Regions from separate parts of the Homo sapiens genome. Here region 2 is linked to region 1. A link is a loop called in an ENCODE intact Hi-C map of the cell type or tissue named here. Cell type or tissue: GM12878. All regions are shown on one strand. Links, peaks and the distances in the headings refer to the core of each region. The heading gives the core; the rest is flanking DNA.

Region 1 (12,005 bases), core at 2,095-10,094:
AACTACTGTAATAGCTGAAAAAAATTCAGATGTACAAAGAACACTGAAAATATAAAGAAAAAGTTGAAGTATCACATACTTTTAATTCTAACAGCTAAGGAGAGGGGTGTTTTATGATGAGCTTGAGTAAGATTAAACTATTTTTTGTCCTCAAAGTATGCTTTAGGGTTGCTATTTTGCCCCCTCTTTACATAAGGAAACTGGAGCTCAAGTATGCAAAATGATTTTATTGAAAAATAGTGGCCATAGGAATTTGAATTGTGTTCCGTTTGCTTCCAGTTTAGTGTGAGTGTGATCAGTGAAGGCCTTGTGGACTGCATATATCTTAAAATATAAGAAGTCACCTGAGCACAGGAATATGTGACATATATATATGGACAGGCCATACATTGAAAGAATTGTGTTTCACGTGTCCCTAATTTTCTTCTCTACTTTCATTCTCTGCATCAATGAAAAGGATTCAATATTTTCTGAGCAAACAATCTTTGTCTAGAGAATCAGATATATTATGTCATTTAATTACTCTCTGTGAGGTGAGTATTCTCTCCATTTTAAAGATAGAGAGAGTAAGGCCCAGATATTTTAAATCACTTGGCTAAGAGTATACAGTAAATAACTTCCAGATCCCGGATTCTGAAATTCAAGTCTTTTCTAATTCATGATCTCCTTCACACTACATATGTCTGCTAGAATTTTCCACATTACTCACTTTCCTAGGCCAAACATACTATCTCATGTTTTATTCTCTCTCTACAGGGGGTCCTCAGCTATGTCACATTTTTATCTTGTAAAGAGGAGAAAGAAATCCTGGAGAATTGATATCTAGCCCAAGAGACAGGAAAAGACCACTTTCCTCCAATGACTTCATTTATTTTTTTCTTTTTCTCTTTTTAATATCTAATAATGTTTGCCACAGAGGGCTGTTCTGTAGGTTGCTGTTATATGAATTGGTACCTATGGGAGAAACTAACTCTGCTTTGAAATAAGCAATTTGAAAATATATAATAGTCTATTTGGAGTTGCAAAGAAAGACTGCAATTCATAACGCTCCATATGTCCCCAAGTATGCTCCCTGGACATCTTTGTTGCTGGAATATTAGTGAATTATATGCTGCAGCTTAGATCACATAGTTCATGCATTATAATTTTGTTGTGAAAGATAATCTATTCTTTTCAAGGTGTTGATTGGACTTCCTAAATGTAATTGGCTTTGTTCATTTGCACATATATCAAGCTCCTATTATGATTCTCTTAGATAAAAGTTTTGATGGATCCCTAGTAATTAAAAGACAAACTCCACATTCTTTGGCACATGATTCAAAGTCTTCCAAATATTTAGTGTCTACCTAACCCAATGTTTCTATTTTCGTAGTCCTCAATACCATGTCTCCAGGCCTTCTCTTTTGTGTCTATAAAAACCTCACTCGTCTTTCTTGTTTCAGATCATGTATCATTGAAGGTGAGAATGAGAGTGGTTTTAGATATGTGTTCTATGTTCATGGTTGGGCTTAACAGGTTCCCAACCTCATAATTGTATATAAGGCTGTGAATGTATTGGACATGTGTACTTTTACAGGTAAAGAATTCATAGTGATTTGCAGATTCTAAAAATATTGATCACCATCTAAACATAAAGTAATTACTACAGGATTCACCAGTTACTAATATGTTGATCTATACTGATGGTGATACTCATTGTCTTTTGATTATCAAATCATTTATATTAAATTCCTAGAACTGCTCTAACAAATTACCACACACTTTATGGTTTACAAAAACAGAAACTTATTGTCCCATAGTTCTGGAGGGCATAAGTCTGAAAGAAAGGTATCAGAAGCATTGGTTCCTTCTGGAAGCTCTGAGGGAGAATCTTTTCTAGCTGTTGGTGGCTACTGGCAAACCCTGGCATTCCTTGGCATGTAGACATCACTCTCATCTTTACTCTCATTTCTACATGGCTTTCTTCTCTTCCTGTGTCTCCATATCTCAAATCACCCTCTGCTTTTTCTCCTGTTATTTAATTTTAGGCTTGCACAGTCTCATCTCACGTCCTTGAGCTGAATTGTATCTGTGAAAACCCTTTTCTCTAAATAAGGCCATCTTCACAGGTTCTAGGTGGATGACATAATATAATCATGACTGGAATCATATAATATTTGTCTTTTTGACTGGCTTATTTCACTTAGCATAATGTCATCAAAGCTATCTATGTTGTAGTATATGACAGGATTTTCTTCGTTTTTAAGACTCCATAACATTCCATTGCATGAATATGCCACATTTTTTTTTATCTGTTCATCTGTCAATGGACATTTGGGTTGTTTCTACCTCTTGGCTATTTTGAATAATGCTGTAATGAACATCGGTATTCAAATATCTCTTGAAATATTGCTTTGTTTTGGATACTTACCCAGAATTAGATTGCTGGATCATATGGTAATTCTATTTTCAATGTTTTTAGTAACATCCACACTGTTTTCCATAATGGCAGCATCATTTTACATTCTCACTAACAGAACACAAGGGTTCCAATTTCTATCTTCACCAACACTTGTTGATTTTCTTGTTGCTGTTCTTTTAATAGTGGTCAGTCTGATGGGTATGAAGTGATAGTTTATTCTGGTTGTGTTTATTTGTTTGTTTGTTTTCTTGTTTTAAGACAGGGTCTCACTCCATAACCTAGGCTGGAGTGCAGTGGTGTGATTATGACCCACTGCCAACTCAACTCCCTGGCCTAAACTGATCCTTCCACCTCAATCTCCTGAGTAACTGGGACTATAGGTGCACATCAGGCTAATTGTTTGCTTGTTTGTTTGTTTGTGTGTGTGTAGAGGAAGGGTTTTGCTATGTTGCTCTGGCTGGTCTTGAAATCCTGGCCTCAAATGACCCTCCCACTGTGGCCTCCCAAAGTGCTGAGATTACAGGCATGAGCCACCATGCCTGGCCCTCACTGTGGTTTTAGTCTACATTTTTCTTAATGATTAGTAATGTTGAACATATTTTCTTATAAATACTGGTCTTTTTTAATATCTTTAGTGAATTATCTACTCAAGTTCTTGCTCTTTTTTAAATTGAGTTATTTTTCTGTTATTGTTACATTATAAGAGTTCCTTATATATTCTAGATATTAACTCCTTATTAGACACATAATTTGCAAATATTTTCTGCCATTCTTTAGATTGTCTTTTCACTCTGTTGATTGTTTCCTTTTATGCTGAGAAGTTTTGAAGTTTGACGTCTCATTTGTTAATTATGGCTTTTGGGCCTATGCCTTTGATGTCATAACCAAGAAATAATTAGCAAATCCAATGTCCTGAAGTTTTTCCAATACATCTTCGTCTAGAAGTTTTCTTGTTCTAAGTCTTAAGTTTATATATTTAATCCATTGTGAGTTAATTTTTGTAAACAGTGTAAGATGTGGGTTCAGTTTCATTAATTTGTATGTGAATATCCAGTTTTCCCAACACTGTTTGTTGAAGAGACTCCTCTTTCTCCGTTGTGTAATGTAGGTACCCTTGCAAAGTTCATTTGACAATATGTGCATGGTTTTATTTCTGGTTTCTCTATTCTATTCAATTTATCTATATGTCTGTCTTTATGCCACACCATCTCGATTACTATTTCTTTGTGGTATGTTTTGAAATCAGGAATTGTTGTTTTTTCCTTAAGATTACTTGGACTATTCAGGGTCCCTTTAGATTTTATATGAATTTGGGGATGGCCTTTCTATTTCTGCAAAAACTGCCACTGGACATTTGAAAAGGATTGCATTGAATCTGTAGATAACTTGGATATTATAGACAGTTTAACAATATTATGTCTCCTAATCCATTAACAGAAGAGGTCTTTCCATTTATTTGTATCTTTTTCTTTTTTAAGGAATGTTTTGTGGTTTCCAGTGTACAAGTATTTTGCCTCTTCAGTTAAGTTTATTTTTGAATATTTTATTCCTTTGATTGCCAATATAAATGGGATTATTTTCTATTTTGTTGGTTAATGCTAGCATTTACAAGCACAACTGATTTTTGCATTGCTTTTATATCTTGCAATTGTGAAATTTATTATTTTTAACAGTTTTTTGGTGGATTTTTAGGGTTATCTAAATATAAGAATGTATGAAAGTTTCTGCAAAATTATTATTTTAGGAGAAGAGATTGTACATGTCTTTAAGGAGTTCAATTATTGGGGAGTCAGGCTTTTGATATATAAAATATTTAAAACTTCAAATTGGTCACTTATTTTCCAAAGTTTTCTAATTCATTCAAAAATGATTGCTTGACATCAGAGACTCTATAATTATTTTCCAACTGATATTTCCAATCATCTACTTGTCTTTCCTATCACACCCTACATTCTAGTTAAATGGGATATTTTAAATACTCTAATTAGACTTGACATTTCCCAATACCTGTGCTTTTTCACAAACTAGTCTTTATGTGTACAATTACCTTCATTAAGTTCTATGTCCTGGCTAAATCCTATTTTTTTTAATTGCAGAGATATTATTGGTTTCATATGTAACAGCCATTCCCTTACTTTAAGATTCTTAAATGTGCTTCAGAAAATGCTATACTCATTGTCACCATGGGGATTGAATCACAATGAATCTAAGTCAGTATGGTTCCATTTCTCTTAATAGTGATTGGTTTACATGTGGCCTTTTACTTAGTTTTAGCCAAGAAGACCATAAGAAAATAACTGTTGGAGGGGCTTCTGGAAAAATACAATATTGCTCTTAAAAAGAAATACATGAAAGAACATTTCTGCTTCTGCATGTACAGTCAGTCAATATGACATCTCATATTTTCTAAGATTTAAAAGAAAGATGGGGCAAATGTGTATGGGGAATAGTGTCATGAGATGGAGTGGAAGAGCGGGTAGGTTACAGGTCAAGTAGGACCTGGTAGGTCATGGTGAGAAGTTGAAAACTTATTTTAAATGCTATGGGAAACTATACAAAATTTCCAAGAGAGTTAGTAACACAAGCTTGTTTTTCAAAAATCACGCTGGCTGTTTTTGTAGTGCATGGATTGAAAGAGGTAAGAATTGAAACAGAAAAATCAATTAGAAGGTTACCAATGTAGCCTTGGAGGGAGTGGTATGATGGGAGGAGAAGACGTTTAATACTCATCGCTAAAATAAATGTACGCTGTATTGCAAATAACTATATATAACCATAATTATGTAATGTAGGCTGAATATATCACCACTAAACGGGTGGGCAACAGGATCAAGATTAGCATCAGAGAGAGGTCATCGGGAAAACAGAGAGCAGCTTATACTCACGCTGTGGGAGGAAGTCAGTCTCTACACCCCAGGGAGATGCAAGCAGGCTTCACTCTGTGTTTTTCCTCTGCAATCATTGCGTTCCCTACAGGACAGGTGCTGCTTAATATGACTACCTTCCCTTTATTCACGATTGTTTGTGGTTCTGATTAAACAGCCTCCTGGCAGGAGGAAGGCCTTTCTGGGAAGGGCAGTGAGAGGTTTGCCATTTCCCAGAAAAACCTGGCAGTCCTTAGGCCCTGCTAATAGTAGCTGATGAGTTAATTTTCCTTCCTAACAAGCCTTACTCCAAGAGGCAGAAATAAACACTGGCAGGGGTTGCATGAAAATAGCCAGGTGCTCTGGTCCAGCCCTCCCAGGTCAGCAAGTGATGTGCAATTTGCTGTTCTCGCTTAGGGTGAATTTGCTGGTTCAGGTCAGAAAGTTCAAGATGGTGAGGGGGGAATGGTTTAAAAGCAAATGAAAAGTCATAGTTTCCTCTCCACATGGTACAAGTGCACCTTGGCTAAAACCACTTCTGCTTTGTCATTTAAGCATCAGGCATTTCCCCTCTGTGGTCACCTGGAAGCTGGCATCTACAGCAGAGAGCAGCAGCAGAGGGGCCTGCTTAGTTCATCTGATCCACTTTGCTGAGCCTGGCCTCTACTGCCCCCTTTTGGCTGACATACACTACAGACTGCTCAGGCTCGAAACTCTTAACCCTCTACCGCCAGGTCTTCCACATAGCCTAGCAAATGTTTCTCTTTGGGTCTCAGGACCTTATTATTTATTTCTGGCTTGCTCTTAGATTTTGGCTTGGAAATTGGCCGGTTAGTATTTGCTTTCTGATATTCTAGGTCTAAGGGACCCTCTCTCTAAGAGGGATTTTGCTCATTCATAGCATGATAAAATGTTAGCAGTTGCCTCAACGTTTATCTAGTCCAAAAACAGTGAATACATAACTTTTGTATATATTACCGTTGTCATTTTCTGCGCACATAAAGAGCATGTCTAATCAATCATGCTATATGTTTTTGCTGATCCTAGACTTGCTCTCAATCCTTCTAACATGACCACTAATGTTTTTTTACCATCAATATTTTGGATTTGACTAGAGATAAAACCCATGCATTCTTTAGTTATTACATTTACAGATAAGAAACAGAGGCCAAGAGAAGGGATAAAAATTTGATATTCCATACATAGCAGGCTATTGTTAGACTCAGAACTAGAATCTAGGTCTCCAGAATCCCAGGATGAAGTTCTTTTCATTGAAAATCATTGAATCCTTTACAAAATTGAATACTTTCTGTGTTAGTCAATTTTGCATTGCTATAAAGGAATACCGAAGACTAGATAGTTTATAAAGAGAAAAGGCTTATTTGGCTCATGGTTCTGTAGGCTGTAGAAGAAGCATAGTGCCAGCATCTGCTTCTGGTGAGGCCTCAGGAAGTACAAAATCATGACAGAAGGCAAAAGGGGAACCGGTGTATCACATGGCAAGAGAGGGAGCAAGAGAGAGGGGAGAGGCACTAGTCCCCTTTAACAAGCAGATCTCTTGTGAACTAAAAGAGTAACAATTCACTTATTACCACGGGCAGGGCACCAAGCCATTCATGAGGGATCTACCACCATGATCCAAACACCTCCCACCATGCTCCACCTCCAACACTGGGGATTACATTTCAACATGAGATTTGTAAGGGACATGCATCCAAACCATATCACTTTCAAAGTGTGTTTTATGGTCCAGATTCTAACACTATATTTACAATTGTCCTGGCCTAGAGTAGTTATTCATTTACGGAAACCTTTACTCTTCATCTGCCACAGTGCTGGGCATTGGTCATGATGGAATCCTGAAATGAAAACACATTTCTCAAGATTTCTCCCAACAAAAGAACTGCTGGATCAAGGGACAAGCAAGTGAGGTGCTGATCGACAGACCTGGTAGTTGCTGTAAGAAACTCATGGCAGATATAGACTATTGTGGAGCAGAGGGAAGCCTAGAGATCCTATAGTTCAATCTTCCAATTTTTTAGATGAAACCTTAGAGACTTGTCTGCAGTTACATAATTATCAGCATGGGAACTGAGGCTATGGCTCAGTTACCTGGCTCAGTTCTAAAAAAGCACTATGCCTATGCCTCCACACTGTCTTTATCAGATATAGCAACCCAAAGAGGTTAATTTATTGGTCATTTGAAATCATTCCTCATAGTCATTGTCTTAACCACTGCCAAAATGCTGTGAGAAAGGTATCAGGTTTTATGTGTTTTTTTGTTTGGTTTGTTTGTTTGTTATGCCAATAAGGAAAGGAAAACAAATATTTCATGTAATTTGCCCAAGATCATCATGGTAGACACTACTGGTGCTCATTTTCCCCTCTTAGCCACAGGTATGGGGAAGACTTCTTAGCCTTTTTGCTTATGGATAGGGAGTTCCCACAAATTTTTGACAATGAACTGTGAACAGAAGTGACATACCTAGGTTGAAACAGTGAAAGCCCATGCATGATGTTCACTTTCCCTCTTTTGCTTGCAACAGTGATTGTGGAGAACTCCTGTTGCAATGATGAAGCCTCAAGACAAATCCTGCTGATATCACTGGTCACTTCTTGTAAGGGAACTGTCCTGGTGAATGCTGGAGCCACTGCTATTTGTTGAGCTATTGAGTTATTGATATATATCCAAGTTTATTACCACCACATAAGCTTATTCTGTCCTGACCAATGTAAACTAAAAAGAAATATGTCTGTTTACAAAACAAATTTTGTTGGGTTGTTTCATCTCTGCTATATTTAAATTACATCTTAGCTCTGCCAATTAGGTCATATCTAAATATCTCTGAGCTTCATTTTCCTCAAATATAGAAGAGCTACAGTGCTGCCAATATGGTTTGGTTCTGTGTCCCCACCCAACTCCCACCTCGAATTGTAATCCCCATAATCCCCAAGTGTCAAGGGCAGGACCAAATGGAGGTAATTGGATCATGGGGATGGTTTCTCCCATGCTGTTGTGATAATGAGTGAGTCTCACAAGATCTGATGGGCTTATAAGCATCTAGCATTTCCCCTACTTGCACTCACTTCATCCTGCAGCCCTGTGAAGAAGGTGCCTGCTTCTCCTTTGCTTTCTACCATGATTGTCATGATTGTAAGTTTCCTGCAGCCTCCCCAGCAATGTGGAACTGTGAGTCAATTAAACCTCTTTCCGTTATATATTACCCAGTCTTGAGTATTTCTTCATAGCAGTGTGAGAATGGAGCAATAAAGCTACCTATTTTAGGCAATAGTTGCAAGAATTAATAGAGAAAATATATATAAAGTTTGTAAAACATAGTAAGCACTCACTTGTTAGTTTGTCATCTCCCCAGATGTCTTTCTTGTTGAAATCAATAATCTCTTGCTCTATACATATTGTAGTTTTGTCAAAGATCACTATTTCAGAGGTCATGGGCTCAGATGCACACAGGGACAAGGTAGTTACGATAAAACTGTGTTTTAAGCTGGGCAGGGTGAAGTAGAGAGCCCTAGAGTGTTTTACACAGGACAGCTACTGCTTACATACAGCTGATGATTACTACCTAGGGAGTTAAGGCCCAGGTAAGGGAAACACCAGAATTTTCTGAATTTCTTGTGAAATGTTAAATATATTTTTTATTTAATTTGGGAAATTAATTACTAATTTTTTGAACCGGGGGTGAGACAACAGAGTTCAAGTCAAATACGCACATATCTGCAGGCCCTTTAGGCTACCAGTTTGTAACCTCTGGATTTGATCTCTATTGTTAATACTCTATATCTTGCACAAAGAGTGTCCATGTGAATGCAGGACACTAGACGGTTAGTCCCTGGAAGAGAGGGGCCTCATCCTTCCACTTCTGTCCTTCTCACTGTTCAATAACAAATCTGAAACAAAATAGAATGAGTGGCTGAAATGGGTTATATTAACAATGCTTTTTGAATGGTAAACTTTTCAAAGTGAGATATTTGACTTAAGCAAATTTAAAGTAATTGTTTCCAAATCAAAGACATAGTTGTCTCAGGTTGTTCATCCAAACAAAAGGCTATGGATTGTTCTTACTGTGGTATCAATTAAACTGTGCCCCATTCCTGTCTATATGCTTATGTCAGAGAACTGGTGAATAGCCTGCCTTATAATGGAACACCAAAATAAAATGAACATTGGAGAACGAGTCCCATGTTGTCAGTTGAAAAAAACACAGTTCCCTGAGGGCATGTAAGAGAATCTCCAAAGAGAGGGTAGGGGTAGGGTGGTTTATAAACATTCACTCTAAAATGTCTATTACTTAATTTTTTTTCAGGCAAAATAATTATTTTAACATATAAAGTAACATTAAAAGAGTATGTTGAATTTGAAAGCATGGTGTCTAATAATAATAATGATAATAATTAATATCCATTTCTATTTATTGAATGCTGTATGCAAAGCGCAATGCTAAATTTTTTACCCACGTTATATTATTTAATCCACAGTGCCTTTTGTGGTAGATAATGGTACTTTTTCTATTTTAAGATGAGGAAGTTCAGGCAGCTTAAATAACATGTCTATAATAGCATATCTGTTAAATCACTCAGCAGAGTTCTAGCTATATACAATTTCAGAGGCCATGATTTTATCAAAAATTTTTCCTTTTGCAATAAACAATGTTTAAAGCAAAAATTTCCTTTTCTATAAACAGTGACTACACCACTACCCCTTTCTTCCAGAACAATCTCTCCATGGAACTCCAATGAAGGAAATTGATTAAAAATCATTCACTTCATAATGAGACTTCAGAGACAACTCTGAGGGACACAGGTTGATGTAATATTTTCCTTCCTGAAGTCCTTGAATCCCTTGTAGCGTTAATAATATTATATTTTTATGTTTTCCCCTTATTTTAGATGGGCAAATTCAAGTACATGGCTGCTAAATATGTTCTCCATGATTTTCTTCATGTAAGTATTACAAAAAAGTAAAACAGGATCTCATTTTGCTGAATATTAGATGGATAGTTTTGGGCAAATTAATTGCTATATTGATGCCTGTTTTTATATTTGTCAAACTGGCATAATAATTGCCCATATGTTGTAAGATTGCCATGACAATCAAATGAGATAAGATAAAAACATTTATTAATTGATGTCATTGGCAATCAGCATGTAGTAGCTGCCAGAACAAATGGTAGTTATTTTTATATTATTACCAATATTGTTGTTATCTGAATATTTTAGCATGTTTTCTTGAAGAGTAGCAACCCTAAAATATTGATATGGATATAACAAACATCAGAGATGATCAGTTATGGGGTCAAGGGGAGGGAGAAAATTATGCTGGGTTTTTTTTTAGGGTATGGTAATAGAATGTTATAAAATGAGAACATTATATTTCCAAGCATAGGAATGTGTGGAAAATTTTGTAAGAGGCTCACCCATCATGGTTATCTCTCCCTTTCACTGTCTGTGAGTTATTTTATAACCCAGCAGGTCATTAGAAGATGATAATAATACAAACAATTTTTGTTCATGGTGGGGTGGACAGAATATGCCATCCCAAGATGTGAAAGATGGCTGAACTGAAAACAATTAAGAAGACACAGATATAGGAAAGCTCTCTGTACTCCATCTATTTGCCTAAAAGCAGAGCATAGATTTACAAGGGCAACCCCCTCACTCACCCCACCTTATACCAAGGAGAAAAAGGTTAATCGCCAAAGACAGCTTTACATCTTTATCGGTCTGGAGATGGTCCCAGAGGGAATCTACATTAAGAAGCTCTACTAACTAACATTTTTCTGCCAGTTATTTGCCTTCTTCCAAGTTGCAGTCCTTAAAGGCTCAAAGTCCTTTTCCTTCGGTTACTTCTCTGAAACTTTATTGCTCTTTGTTGAAGATGCTACATTAGCTAGATTTCAAGCCTCTTTGAGAACTACTGATCCCGAGTGTTTCTCATGTATATATGAAATATACATATTAATAAACATCTGTTTGTTTTTCTCTTGTAAATGTGTCTTTTATTACAGGGGTTTAGTCCAAATATAAACCTATGGGGGTTGAAGAAAAACCCCTCACATAGAAATGCAAATTATGCTCATGGAATGCAAATGCTTATGATCCTGTGTATATTGAACAGTTATTACATATTTGAAATTTACAAATTCACTTGTAATTTCATTTCAGCATTCCTTACTTGACCATAAATAACTAAAACTTTGAGTTTTTCTTCAAACCAGTTGTAACATCTTACTGGTTCCCTTATTAATTAGTGTGTTAAATAAAATATATAATGTATTCATTTTATATTTGCATGAGGCATAATTTTACTTTTAAATATATGTATGTGTGTGTATATATATGTGTATATACATAATATTTTAAGAGTAAAAAACTTTGAATTCAAAGACCTTTTAACACTTATTCTAGTATAACATTAGGCAATCATTTAACTTACCATGTTGTGGGTTTCTTTTTTAGTAAAATGGTAAAATAATATCTATATCACCCTACCCTTCTCAATGGTAATTCTGAGAATCTATTAAAAATAAAACTAGACACGAAAGTGATTTGAAACTGTAGCTATCTATACATATGCCAGGGATAAGAATTATTATATTTGATACATGAAAGTGGCTCATAGTCAGCAATTTGTTAGTGGAGATAGAAACACAGCCAGGCCATTGCTATCTAGCCTGGTATCCTCTCTAGATCACGATGCTTTCCCATAAAGATCAGAACAC
Region 2 (12,005 bases), core at 2,469-10,468, 880 kb after region 1:
ACGAAGGGATCATTTCTATGAAACTAAAGAAAAAGGGAAAGAAAGAATTAGATGTCTTTCAAACAAGACAAATGCACTATCAACTTTAAATTTTGTAAAATCTTCTGGAAGGTTACATGTCTCCCAGCTGCCGGCATAAAAGTATCAATTCCTGATAGCCTTGGACCGTTTTTGTTGTCAGGCTTGAGGCTATTTTACCAGAAATTATGGAGACGAAATATTGAGCAAAATGAAACAGAGCAATGTAAGTTCCCATTATTTTAGTGTAACCATTTCTTCAACTTAAGAAGAGTTAAAATAATTGTATTTACCACCATATATGCCCCACAAGGATTCATTCTATAATTAACATGATATAATAGTAGTATAATCAATGAAGTAAGCAAGCCATTAAAAAGGGGGGAGATCGGATCTCAACACATCCTTGCACCTGATCTTCCTCCACTCCTTACTCACCCTTTTCTTCAACTAAAGGGCACTTCTGTTCTCATAGATGCCTGACAATCACTCCTCTCCCGCTTTGGGGTTTTCTCCTGTTATTTTCTTAGTCTAGAAGAATCTCCCTGCCCACCTCCACCTATACATGCCAAAGTCTCACCCATCCTTCAAAGCTCAGCTCAAAAGCAATTAATTTTTTGAGCCCATGCTACATACTAGACACTGATTAGTTACTCTATATTAACTCACTGAATTCTCATAACCACCCAAAGTTGAGAACTTTTATTATCCCCATTTCACAGACAATGGCACTGAGACCCAGAAAGATTGATTAATGGACTTCCCCCAAATCAAAGAACTCGTGTTTGGTGAAGCTGGAGTTTGAATCCTGTGATCTAACGGCAGAGTCTCATGCCCTAAACTTCTATGCTCAATGCCTTCTGTGATTGTCTCTTGGAATGTTTTTCCCTCCTTTGAGTTTTCTATATGTTCACTTTATGTTACTTTAGGTTCAGTTCTTTTAAGACACTTTTCATTCGATTTTTTTGTTTTTGAGACAGGATATTGCTCTATTACCCAGGCTAGAGTGCAGTGGTGCAAGCATGGCTCACTGCAGCCTCGACCTCCAAGACTCAAGTGATCCTCCCATCTCAGCCTCCCAGGGAGTTGGGACTACAGGTGTGTACCACCATGCCCATTATTTTTTTGTTTGTTTAGAGATGGAGTCTCACTATGTTGCCCAGGCTGCTTCTGAATTCCTGGGCTCAAGGGATCCTCCTGCTTTGGCCTCCCAAAGTGCTGGAATTACAGGAATGAACCACGACACTTTGCCTTCACATTCTACCTTGCATTTAAATTATGTCTCCCCCTTAGCTTTCTCCTAGTAGACTAGTTGAGGGCTTAACCCACTTGTTTTCCTTGTTGACTTTTTAGAAAAGAACACATGATAGGAACCCCGTCAATATACAAGCATAGAAACCGTGGACCAGAATAAAACCACACAATTTTTCTGCAGAATGAGTGACATCCAAGAGGTCACTCTCAAACAATGGAAATTTAGGGAAATAGTCTGTGGTTAAACAAAGGATTTTCCCCCTTACTCATGCAATACTTTGGGCTGGAACGTTGGTTTATAAACTGACTGATTATGAGTGTGCTGGGGACTTTTAAAAAAAAAAAAAAGAGTAGAAGATTTGTCTTCTCAGCAGGAAATGAGGAGGGAAAGATTAGGCAACTGTAAAGAAGCCAATTTGTTTTTTTCAAACATGAAAGGAGAAAAATATATAATTTAACCAAGAAATTATCTCCAAATGCCCAGGGAACCCCCTGCTTGTCCAAACAGACAAAACACTCAAACATTCTGTGTGTTTTTGCAGGATGTCAATTTGGCGCTGGCAGTGGAGGGGAGTAGGATTAGGCATCCATAGACACAGACATGCAAGGCAAGACGTAGAAGAGCCAGCCAGGGAAGATGAGCGAGACTAGCAATGGCTGTGAGGCCAAAGGCTATGAGCAACTTCAATGCACACGTGGTGTGACTGAGAGAGGAACTCAGCTCTATATGCCTCCCATTAGCTCTTCAGTACCTTCCCAAATTTGCTTGATATTAAGAATCATCTGAGATGATGGTCCAAAACACAGATTCCCAGCCTTCCTCCCAAGCCTCCCGAGTAAGTCTCTCCACGAGGTACCCTGGAATTTTTAAACTCAACAAGCACGCTTAATGATTCTGAGGACCCACCTGAGGCAGGGAAGCACTGTTGTGGGCAATGGGAGCTGAATTCCGGTTCTGCGATACGCTGGAATGTCCAAGTCCTCAGGGTAAGGTAGCAGAAGAAGGGCTGCATTGGAAGTTGAGAGAACAGTGGGTCCTGTAGACTCATTGGTCCTTGATGCTTCAGTTAGGAGCGCTTGCCCATCTCACACTTTTTCTGATGTGTCCATGTAGTGCTTTATGAAGTGGACACCTTGATTTCTGAGGGTCTGTTGCCAATGTTACCCCATCATGACCATTTAACTAAAAAGACTGAGGCATTCCCAAAACAAATTCTTAGTAAAAAACTATGAGTCTAGAGTAGGAGCAGGATTTGCAGGCTTTGCAGGAGGAGGCTTTGCAGCAGCCAGCTTCCAAGATTGCCCTTTGTTATTCTACTTGATTGATAGTGTGCCCCTGTGCAGACTACTTCCATACTGGGTAGAGCTGACCAATGTCACCTGTAAGATGTTGTGAAGATGGTGGTTTGACTTTTAAGATAAGCCATAAACAACACTGCAGGTTCCATCTTGCTCTCTTGGATGGCTCTTTTTGTAAGGAGCCAGCCACCATACTGTGAAGGAATTCAGCAAACAGCCCTATGGAGAAATCCAGATGACCAGGAACTGGGGCCATTCACAGCAGTCATCATGGACCTGACAGTTGAGCCACCTGGGAGACAGATACCCCAACCACAGGTGAGCCCTTAGATGACTATGGCCCAGGCCAACATTTTGGCTACCACCTCCTGAGAGATGCTGAGCCATGATCACCCATAAGCCTCTCCTTAAATTCTGATTCACATAACTATGAAAGGTGGCAGAGTTTATCATGGTTTTAAGTTGCTACATTTTGAGATAATTTGTTATGCAGCAATAGATAAATAATACAGTTTCTCTCTCCCTTGTGTCTGATATTGGTTGAAAGAAGGTCTAGGAGGCTGGGCATGGTGTCTCATGCCTGTAATCTCAGCACTTTGCAAGGCCAAGGTGGGTGGATCACCGAGGTCAGGAATTTGAGACCAGTCTGGCCAACATGACAAAACCCCATCTCTACTAGAAAATACAAAAATTAGCCAGGCATGGTGGCATGTGCCTGTAATCCCAGCTACTCAGGAGGCCGAGGCAGGAGAATCGCTTGAACCTGGGGAGGTGGAGGGTGCAGTGAACCGAGATTGCACCACTGCACTCCAGTCTGGGTGACAAGGCAAAGTGAGACTCCGTCTCAAAAAAGAAATAAAAAAATAAAAAAATAAAATAAGAGGTCTCGGAATGGATGGTTCATGTAGACGGTATGTGGCATAATAACAACCAGCATGTGTGGAATCCATACTAAACACTTTACATCATTTCATTTCATTTAATTTCATCTCATTTAATCTTCTCAAAAGGCAGGCACATTTATCCTCATTGTATAGTTGAAAAAACTAAAGTTTGAAAAAGTCATGTCTTATGTCCACAGCTTTTGATCTAGTAAGAGTGAAGTCAGAACTTGAAAGAAGGTCTGTTTCCAAATGACTTCCCTGCTCTTGGTCTGCTTCCTGGGGCATCTGTGGGCATTTTGTACCCATCCTACCTTACCCTCGTTGAATGTGTGCCACCTCATTTAGACTTGGTCTGTACATCTGCAGAAAGAGGATGCGTTAGGCTGCTGCTGCTTGGATGTAGTGAGGGGAATGCTGGCCCAAGTTCAGTCTGGCTGAATCACAGTTGCCTCATTGACAAAATGGGGAAAATAATTACTATCTCACAGGGCAGTTGAAATAATTCAATTTCATAATGCCTATGCCATTGTTTTACAAACTCTAACAGCTAACACCAAAGTAAATTATTGTTTTTATCATGATTTTTGTTATGTTCATCTATGCCAAGCTCATAAAGATTATGGGATTAGAAGAGCCAATTACAACAGCCCACCCAGCGTCTATGGAAGGGCCCCAACTTTAAAGGCAGTCAATATATCCATTTTTTCCAGAACATGAAAGAAACGTTGAATAGCTATTTATTGTCTTCCAGCTATAATTGATTATGGGATGAGAGTTGTTTTGTCGATCTTCCATTACAGTGCTTGAATAAAAGGTTAGTAAATAATAATGATAACAGAGAAAAACAACACATTCTTTCTCAAATCCCACCCACGCTGCCTCTCTGACTTGTGTATATTTGAAAATGGTCTTTACAAATATCAATTCTGGAAAAAAATTTACGTTGCATTATAAATATAAAAATAAAACCAAATCAAAATTATTATCTTGGCATCCTGGGGACCCTCCCTGGTGTGGATGAGGGGGCAGAAAAGAGGGAGTGGGAAAGAATGAAGGGAGGAGGACAAAGACCATGCCCGGAATTCCCATGCCAGCGGAACACTTGAACAGCCTGTTTTTCTGCCCTTTAAAATTAAAAACACAAATCAATCTCACTCAAATTCTAAAAGCAGAAAGGAATGGGGGATTTGACTGGTAATGTTTAGAAATAAATGATTTCTGGAAATGTATTGTGACTTAAAAATTGAGAAGTTCTGTCTTTGTAGAATGAAAAGAGAGAGAAGCTACAATTTCCACACGCAAACAAACACCCCATCTCATCAACTCCACCCATTTCCAGCTCCTGGACATTTGTCTTTATTTGTTTCCTCCTCTTCTGAAGCAGGATTTCTCCTGGACAGCAGCCTCCTCAACGTGGGGGCTTATCTATTTATCATCCCTCTCTTCCAACATTGCTTCCCCCACCACCCCCAGCCACACAGACAGCAGGGATTCTTCCATCATTCTTTTCTTCCTTTTCTTGGGGGCACTGTATAGTCTGACCCTAGGCCCTCTTTCTCTCCCACAAAGCTTTTATTTGAAAGCAACAGAAAAGAGGATGGAAACTGAGGGTAATAGAGATTGAAAGAGAGGAGACAGGAGTGGCTGCCAAGACAGAAAGAACAAGACAGGCACAGACAGCATGCAGGGGTGGACTGAAAAGTGAGAAGTCAGGGAAGAACATGGGTTAAATAATCGATTTCAAAACTCACTCTTTGCCAGAGATTTTAATCAAATCATTTCCTTAACCCCAGGAATCTTCTGGGAATTCATTCCCTCTTTCTCTGTCTCTGTCTCTCTCTCTCTCTCTCTCTCACTCTCTTCCTCTTTCTCTATCCCAGACTCTACACAGAGCCAAAAATGCCCTTAGCTATGGCCTGTGCCAGCACCACCACATGTATCTCTATTCCCTCCACTACACATAGGTGCAATCGCACAACCACACACCATTACACACACACACACACACACAAAACCACCCCCCACGCCATATACTCAAGAGATGAGAAAAACCAAGCAAGTGGCCTGAGCAAGGCAAGCCCAGATCAAAGGGTTTTGGACTAGTGTCCTTTCCCTCTCCGTATACTGTCTGAGGGGTACTGTAATTAAGAAACAATTTATTCCTTTTCCCAACACATTGGATAACTACCTCTCATTTTACTCAACCAAAGTGGCAACAAGGCACCACAGGCACAACCCTGACAGAGAAGGAAAGCATTCAGGGAAACTGGGAGGTGGGGTATTATAAGCCTTCTTATTTTTTTAAATGGGTACTATTCAAAAGGGCTGCTTTCTTCACTGGCTACAGGTTATGTAACATCTAAATTATTTCCGGAGTTTCTGAACAGACCAGAGGTTCAGAATAATGGCACCCGCCTCTCCAGATCTGAGGGCTGCTGTCTTCTCCCAGAAGCCCCTCCAAGCCGCTCTGACCCCTGGTCTGGGGCACCCTTCTTCCTTCCCGGCATTTTTTACAAACACAACCTTCAAAATTAGTTCAGAGGCTTTGCGACCCTTTTGTGGCCCTGCACCGCCATCATGTGGCCAGAGCTAACACTGCATCCATGCACACTTACGTGAAAACCAATGAAACCTTAAATGGGAAGTGGCGTAAGATCAGGATTAACCTCCAGCAGATCCTAAGTGGGGTACTTTCCTGTCTTTGCTGCTGGTATATGCTGCAAACTATATTTGGAGGCCTTTTACACTTATGTTCCTCCGCTAGCCCCTTTTCATGGAATGCCTCTTCCCTCGTGTACTCTAAGTTCTAAAATGTAAGAAACTTGCTCATAGGACCAAACACAATTAATCTCTGACCTTCAAACACGTTTCATTTTATTTATTGTGATCGTAGCACTTACCAAAATTCTAAACTGTATGCAAATTAAATGTGTGTGGATTTCTCTCCCCTACCAGGAAGTGAACTGGCAGATGGCAGAGACTGTTTTTTTCACACCTCACAAATAGTAACGAGTCTTTAAAAAGTATATATTGAATGGAGAAAATACAGCAAATAAATGACTCACTAATTTCTTAGCTACCCTGCTTAACTTGCCCTGATGACCTCTTCCTTCCTCTTTTCTGCACAGTGTTGGGCACTGTGCAGCATATAGGTAAGAAACCCTGGAGTAGGAATCAGAATTAGGTTACACCCATGGGAGCTGCGTACCCTTGAGTCAGTCACTTTTTCCTCTAGGAGCCTTAGTTTTCTCAACTATATAAAGAGAGGATTGAATTAAACAAATCACTAAGGTCCATTCAGGTAGATGACGAGGTAAGCCTAAACAAAACTGACTTTTACTAGAGGAATTTTGACTCTGCTTTAAGAGACAAGATGCACTATAGTTATATTCTTTTTCCACTTATTCCAAGGTAATAATACACAGTATTAGGTACCCAATAAATATCTGGAAAATAACAGATGAGAACAGAAAAAAAAGTCAATAAGAAAACAAATTGACCACAGAGCAGTTGTGAACGACAAATGGCACACAACTCCATTCGTAATTCACATTCAGACTTTTTATGTCCTGACATAAGCATGCTGCAAAAAGACGTATCAAAGGCTACTAAGGTTAAACATAGGCTGTTCTGGACTTTTCAGAGAATGTTTCTTAGAGGCAAATCACATTAACAGCCAAACAAATCTGGCTCTAGATAAAGGAGAGGATGTTGTTTGAGATGCAAGAAGGACAGCATAGTGCAGGTGTTACAAAGCAGATAGGAACAGTAAACAACAAATTGTGGCAATATTAGCCACGAATTCTTCACCTGGTTTCAGAAGAAGCCGCTATCAAGTTGTAATCTAAATGAGTATCACCTGAAAAATCACCATGCTCCTATAACCGGAAACCCAAGCGGAACACTTCTGTTCCTCATATTGTATTTCACTGATAGACACAGTCCAGCCCAACTGCTTATTTTCACAGACAGCACAGAAAGGAAGAAAGTCCACCTTGTGTTTCTGGAGACCTCTTCCTATGCCTCGCAGTGGGTCAGGCATGTTATATCTGCTTAACAAGTTGTTCGGTACAATGTCCTATGAACACTCTCTCTTCTACAAATATTAACAGATTTAGTACCTAGTACTGAGAGGTGACAGAGTGCTGGCAGTCCTCACAGCCCTTGCTCGCTCTCGGCGCCTCCTCTGCCTGGGCTCCCACTTTGGCGGCACTTGAGGAGCCCTTCGGCCCGCCGCTGCACTGTGGAAGCCCTTTTCTGGGCTGGCCAAGGCTGGAGCCGGCTCCCTCAGCTTGCGAGGAGATGTGGAGGGAGAGGCGCGGGCGGGAACCGGGGCTGGGCGCGGTGCTTGCGGGCCAGCGTGAATTCCGGGTAGGCGTGGGCTCGGCGTACCCCGCACTCGGAGCGGCCGGCCGGCCCCGCCGGCCCGGGCAGTGAGGGGCTTAGCACCTGGGCCAGCAGCTGCTGTGCTCAATTTCTCGCCAGGCCTTAGCCACCTTCCCGCGGGGCAGGGCTCCGGACCTGCAGCCGGCCATGTCTGAGCCTCCTCCCCCCCGCCCCTCCGTGGGCTCCTGTGCGGCCCAAGCCTCCCTGACGAGCGCCACCCCCTGCTCCAAGGCGCCCACTCCCATCGACCACCCAAGGGCTGAGGAGTGCGGGCGCAAGTCGCGGGACTGGCAGACAGCTCCACCTGCAGCCCCGGTGCGGGATCCACTGGGTGAAGCCAGCTGGGCTTCTGAGATTGGTGGGGACGTAGAGAACCTTTACGTCTAGCTAAGGGAGTGTAAATAAACCAATCGGCACTCTGTATCTAGCTCAAGGTTTGTAAACACACCAATCAGCACCCTGTGTCTAGCTCAGGGTTTGTGAATGCACCAATCCACACTCTGTATCTAGCTACTCTGATGGGGACTTGGAGAACCTTTGTTTCCACACTCTGCATCTAGCTAATCTGGTGAGGAGGTGGAGAACCTTTGTGTCTAGCTCAGGGATTGTAAATGCACCAATCAGTGCCCTGTCAAAACAGACCACTGGGCTCTACTAAACAGCAGGATGTGGGTGGGGCCAGATAAGAGAATAAAAGCAGGCTGCCCTAGCCAGCAGTGGTAACCGGCTCAGGTCGCCTTCCACGCTGTAGAAGCTTTGTTCTTTTGCTCTTTGCAATAAATCTTGCTGCTGCTCACTCTTTGGGTCCACACTGCCTTTATGAGCTGTAACACTCACCGCAAGGTCTGCAGCTTCACTCCTGAAGCCAGCGAGACCACTAACCCACCGGGAGGAAGGAACAACTCCAGACGCACAGCCTTAAGAGCTGTAACACTCACTGCGAAGGTCCGCAGCTTCACTCCTGAGCCAGCGAGACTACGAACCCCACCAGAAGGAAGAAACTCCAAACACATCCGAACATCAGAAGGAACAAACTCCGGACACGCCGCCTTTAAGAACTGCAACAGTCACCGCAAGGGTCCGTGGCTTCATTCTTGAAGTCAGTGAGACCAAGAACCCACCAATTCCGGACACAGTACTACTTCATTGGTAGTGGCTGCTTGGAATAGTGTGATTAAAAGGACCTGGGCAAGGCATATGCCAGGAATGTGGCCAGGCAGATGTATACTCCCAATGCAGGCACTTGAAGAATCATTACACGGAAGCACCGAGCCAGGCAATAGCAGGCAGTCTCTGCCTACTCCCGTGGATGTACGAGCGAAATAGTCACCATGAAGTGCTCAGAGTTAGTCAATGAAAGGCTCGAAGCCTTCATACTAATTGATGGAGTATGAAGCCTTTCTGCATATATTTTCCTGATGAATAGAGCTATGATTATTTAATTTGTAATGGACCAGAAGGGACTGATTTTACCAGGGCTGATGGCCAGGAACCAAGGATGCTGAGCCCAAGAATTTTTCAAAATGTTATCTGAAAATAAAAGAGAGTAGTCAGGAGTTTTCCTTTCTTGTTTCCAATAGTGTGTGTATCCTGTGGACATAGGATAAATTATCTTATTTCCTCCACCTGCTGTCTTTTGAGGTTACAATATAGATAGCATAGGGTTATTGAAAGAATCATTGGAACATAGAGTTCACAGGGACCTTGGAAATGGACTTGTGTGGGGATGACAATATATGGCACTGGTATTGCCATTCTCCCAGCCCCTCCCATAGCAGACTTTGCTAATTCATTTAGCAGGAAAATAGCAATGCCATTTGTGTCTTTGAGGCATATTTTCAGCACACTGCTCCAGACTCATCAGGGTCAGCACTTAAGATAAAGCCATTTTCTAACCTTTGAAACTTGGCTTTTGGGAGAGTGACTTCTCAAAGTTGCAGTTAGGGTCAGAACTGGAACCCACATTTTCTGATATCCAAATATTTCTCCGCTTTCCTGTTCAGTTGTAAGCTTCCTAAAGATAAGCATCATTTCCTTTTTTCCTTGGGGTTTAAAAAAATTAAATTTTATTGTGTTTACTTGAGGTTTGCAACAAAATGTTATAGGATACATATAGAAAGTAAGTTGGTTACTAGTGTGAGGCAAATTACCATATCTGTCATCTCCCATAGTTACTTTTTTGTGAGTGATCTTTTTTATTTTTCAATCAATCAATACATGGAAAGCATTCCAATTAAGCAACTGCTCATCCACTAAGGCATCCAGAACAGAAACTTACTCTCGACCTTCAAGAAATTGACATTCTCCCACACACAACTCTCTCTGTGCCTTGATGCCTCTGTTTAAGTGGTTTTTAATGTTGAAAATGCCTTTTTCATTCCTTCCACCTTGAAATCTACTCAAAATACATATTGTCCACAAGGATTCCAGATTTGTCTTTTGCTAGCACCACCTTTATCCCTAATGGACATTACCTTCTGCCTCCTATGTTCTTCTAAAATATTTTAAAATACATAAAAACTAGACATCTGTTCAGTTACTTGTCTGTCTATCACCTCCACCAGGTTGTGAGCACAAAACTCTAGAAAACATATCTTGCTCACATGATGAATAAAGGGATGCCCACGATATCATAGGCTTCTGATGACTTTTAGTTGGATAAAAGCTAGTTTCTAGAACCATCACAATTAAATATAAAATCATTTAACAAAGTTAAAATAGACCTTAGGCATCATGTGACTTAAGATTGGAAAAAGGTTTTATTTTAAGGCTAATCCCAATTCACTGGTAGTGGCTGCTTGGAATAGTGTGATTAAAAGGACCCAGGCAAGGTCCAGGTTCAGTTGGAAAGAGGGCTGCGTTTGGTGTGTGTTGTCTGCCAGGAGTGAGAAAGCAGGAAACAGCAAGATGTATGTCTGTTCTGCCAGCAAGGATCAAATCCACTCCCTGATGGTTAATGTTAAAGGCTGCATGATGCAGTAGATGATTTGGGTAGAACTCTGAATTTGAATGCTCTACCCAAGCTCTCCTGGGACTTTAGTTTCATTTTGTATGAAGTGAGCATGGTGGTTCTCCTCTTTTCCTCATTCAGGTTCGTTTGTTTTTTTTAATGATGATTGAAGACATGGTGATGAAAGTATTTTACAAAACATAAAGCGATGTGTAAATGTGTGTGATGATCCCTCTCCATAGAGGACTGGCCTCAGCGACCTTTCAGTAAGTGGCAATAGAGAATCCAAAACTAAGAAAGATGTGCTATTCCGGAAGCTGATCCCTTCTCAGTCTCCGGTTTCATCCATTCTCAGCCTCACCTTCATTCTCTAAGCTTCACTTTATTTCTCAAAGTAAACTTCTTTCCATTTTCCATCTCACAACCTTTGGAGGTGCTTAGCTGCTCCAAACTTTCTTCAAACTCCAAGTCCAGACAAGCTCTGGAAGATGTGTCTCAAACTTCCACAAAATCCAGAAAATGCTGATTCAGCCCTACAAAAGAGGCTAGAGATGAAAGACAACGTTAAAAAAAAGGAACTCGGCGGGGCGCGGTGGCTCACGCCTGTAATCCCAGCACTTTGGGAGGTGGGCGGATCACGAAGTCAGGAGATCGAGACCATCCTGGCTAACACGGTGAAACCCCGTCTCTACTAAAAATACAAAAAAAAAAAAAGAAAGAAAAAATTAGCTGAGCGTGGTGGCCGGCGCCTGTAGTTCCAGCTACTCAGGAGGCTGAGGCAGGAGAATGGCGTAAACCAGGGAGGCCGAGGTTGCAGTGAGCTGAGATGGCGCCACTGCACTCCAGCCTGGGGGACAGAGCGAGACTCTGTCTAAAAAAAAAAAAAAAAAAAGGAACTCATCCCAGCTCTGGAGAGTCAGACAGAGAGGCCAGAAGAGAATTTTTTTTTAATGATGGAGATAAACTAGATGATGAGGTTACTTCCTAGTTGTTGGTTCCATAAACTAGACGATGAGGTTACTTCCTAGTTGTTGGTTCCACTTACCCAACTCTTGCTCTGAGCTGCCGAATGTTCTTTATCTTTCCACTCCCATTCCACGCATCATCTTCTTGTGAAGCAATCGGCTGACCATTTCTAAATTAGTTCCAACTCGAGCAGCTCTCCACCTATTGGATTTTCTTCATAACACTTATCACTGTATACAATTATTCTA

What was found. A loop is a pair of places that touch in the nucleus more often than their neighbours do. Peaks named below come from ENCODE experiments on the same cell type or tissue, not always from the same donor. Only the 100,000 strongest peaks of a DNase experiment are listed, where the experiment ranks them.
Region 2: a loop joins it to region 1, with 5 times the contacts of the local background. A loop is called at or near these places in 4 of 110 quality-filtered maps.

Annotation. Positions count from the first base shown.
Region 1 is chr9:118,516,188-118,528,192 of GRCh38, reverse strand. LOC105376248 (a long non-coding RNA gene) reads left to right here and starts at 4,696. Exons shown (of 3, transcript XR_930294.2): 1 at 4,696-5,039; 2 at 10,174-10,227; 3 at 10,756-11,152. In GM12878, for the core only: a CTCF peak has its summit at 5,934 (motif pointing left); a DNase peak (open chromatin) is centred at 5,882.
Region 2 is chr9:117,638,870-117,650,874 of GRCh38, reverse strand. LOC101928797 (a long non-coding RNA gene) reads right to left here and starts at 2,269. Exons shown (of 6, transcript NR_109806.1): 1 at 2,180-2,269; 2 at 1-23. In GM12878, for the core only: a CTCF peak has its summit at 6,036 (motif pointing left); a DNase peak (open chromatin) is centred at 6,154.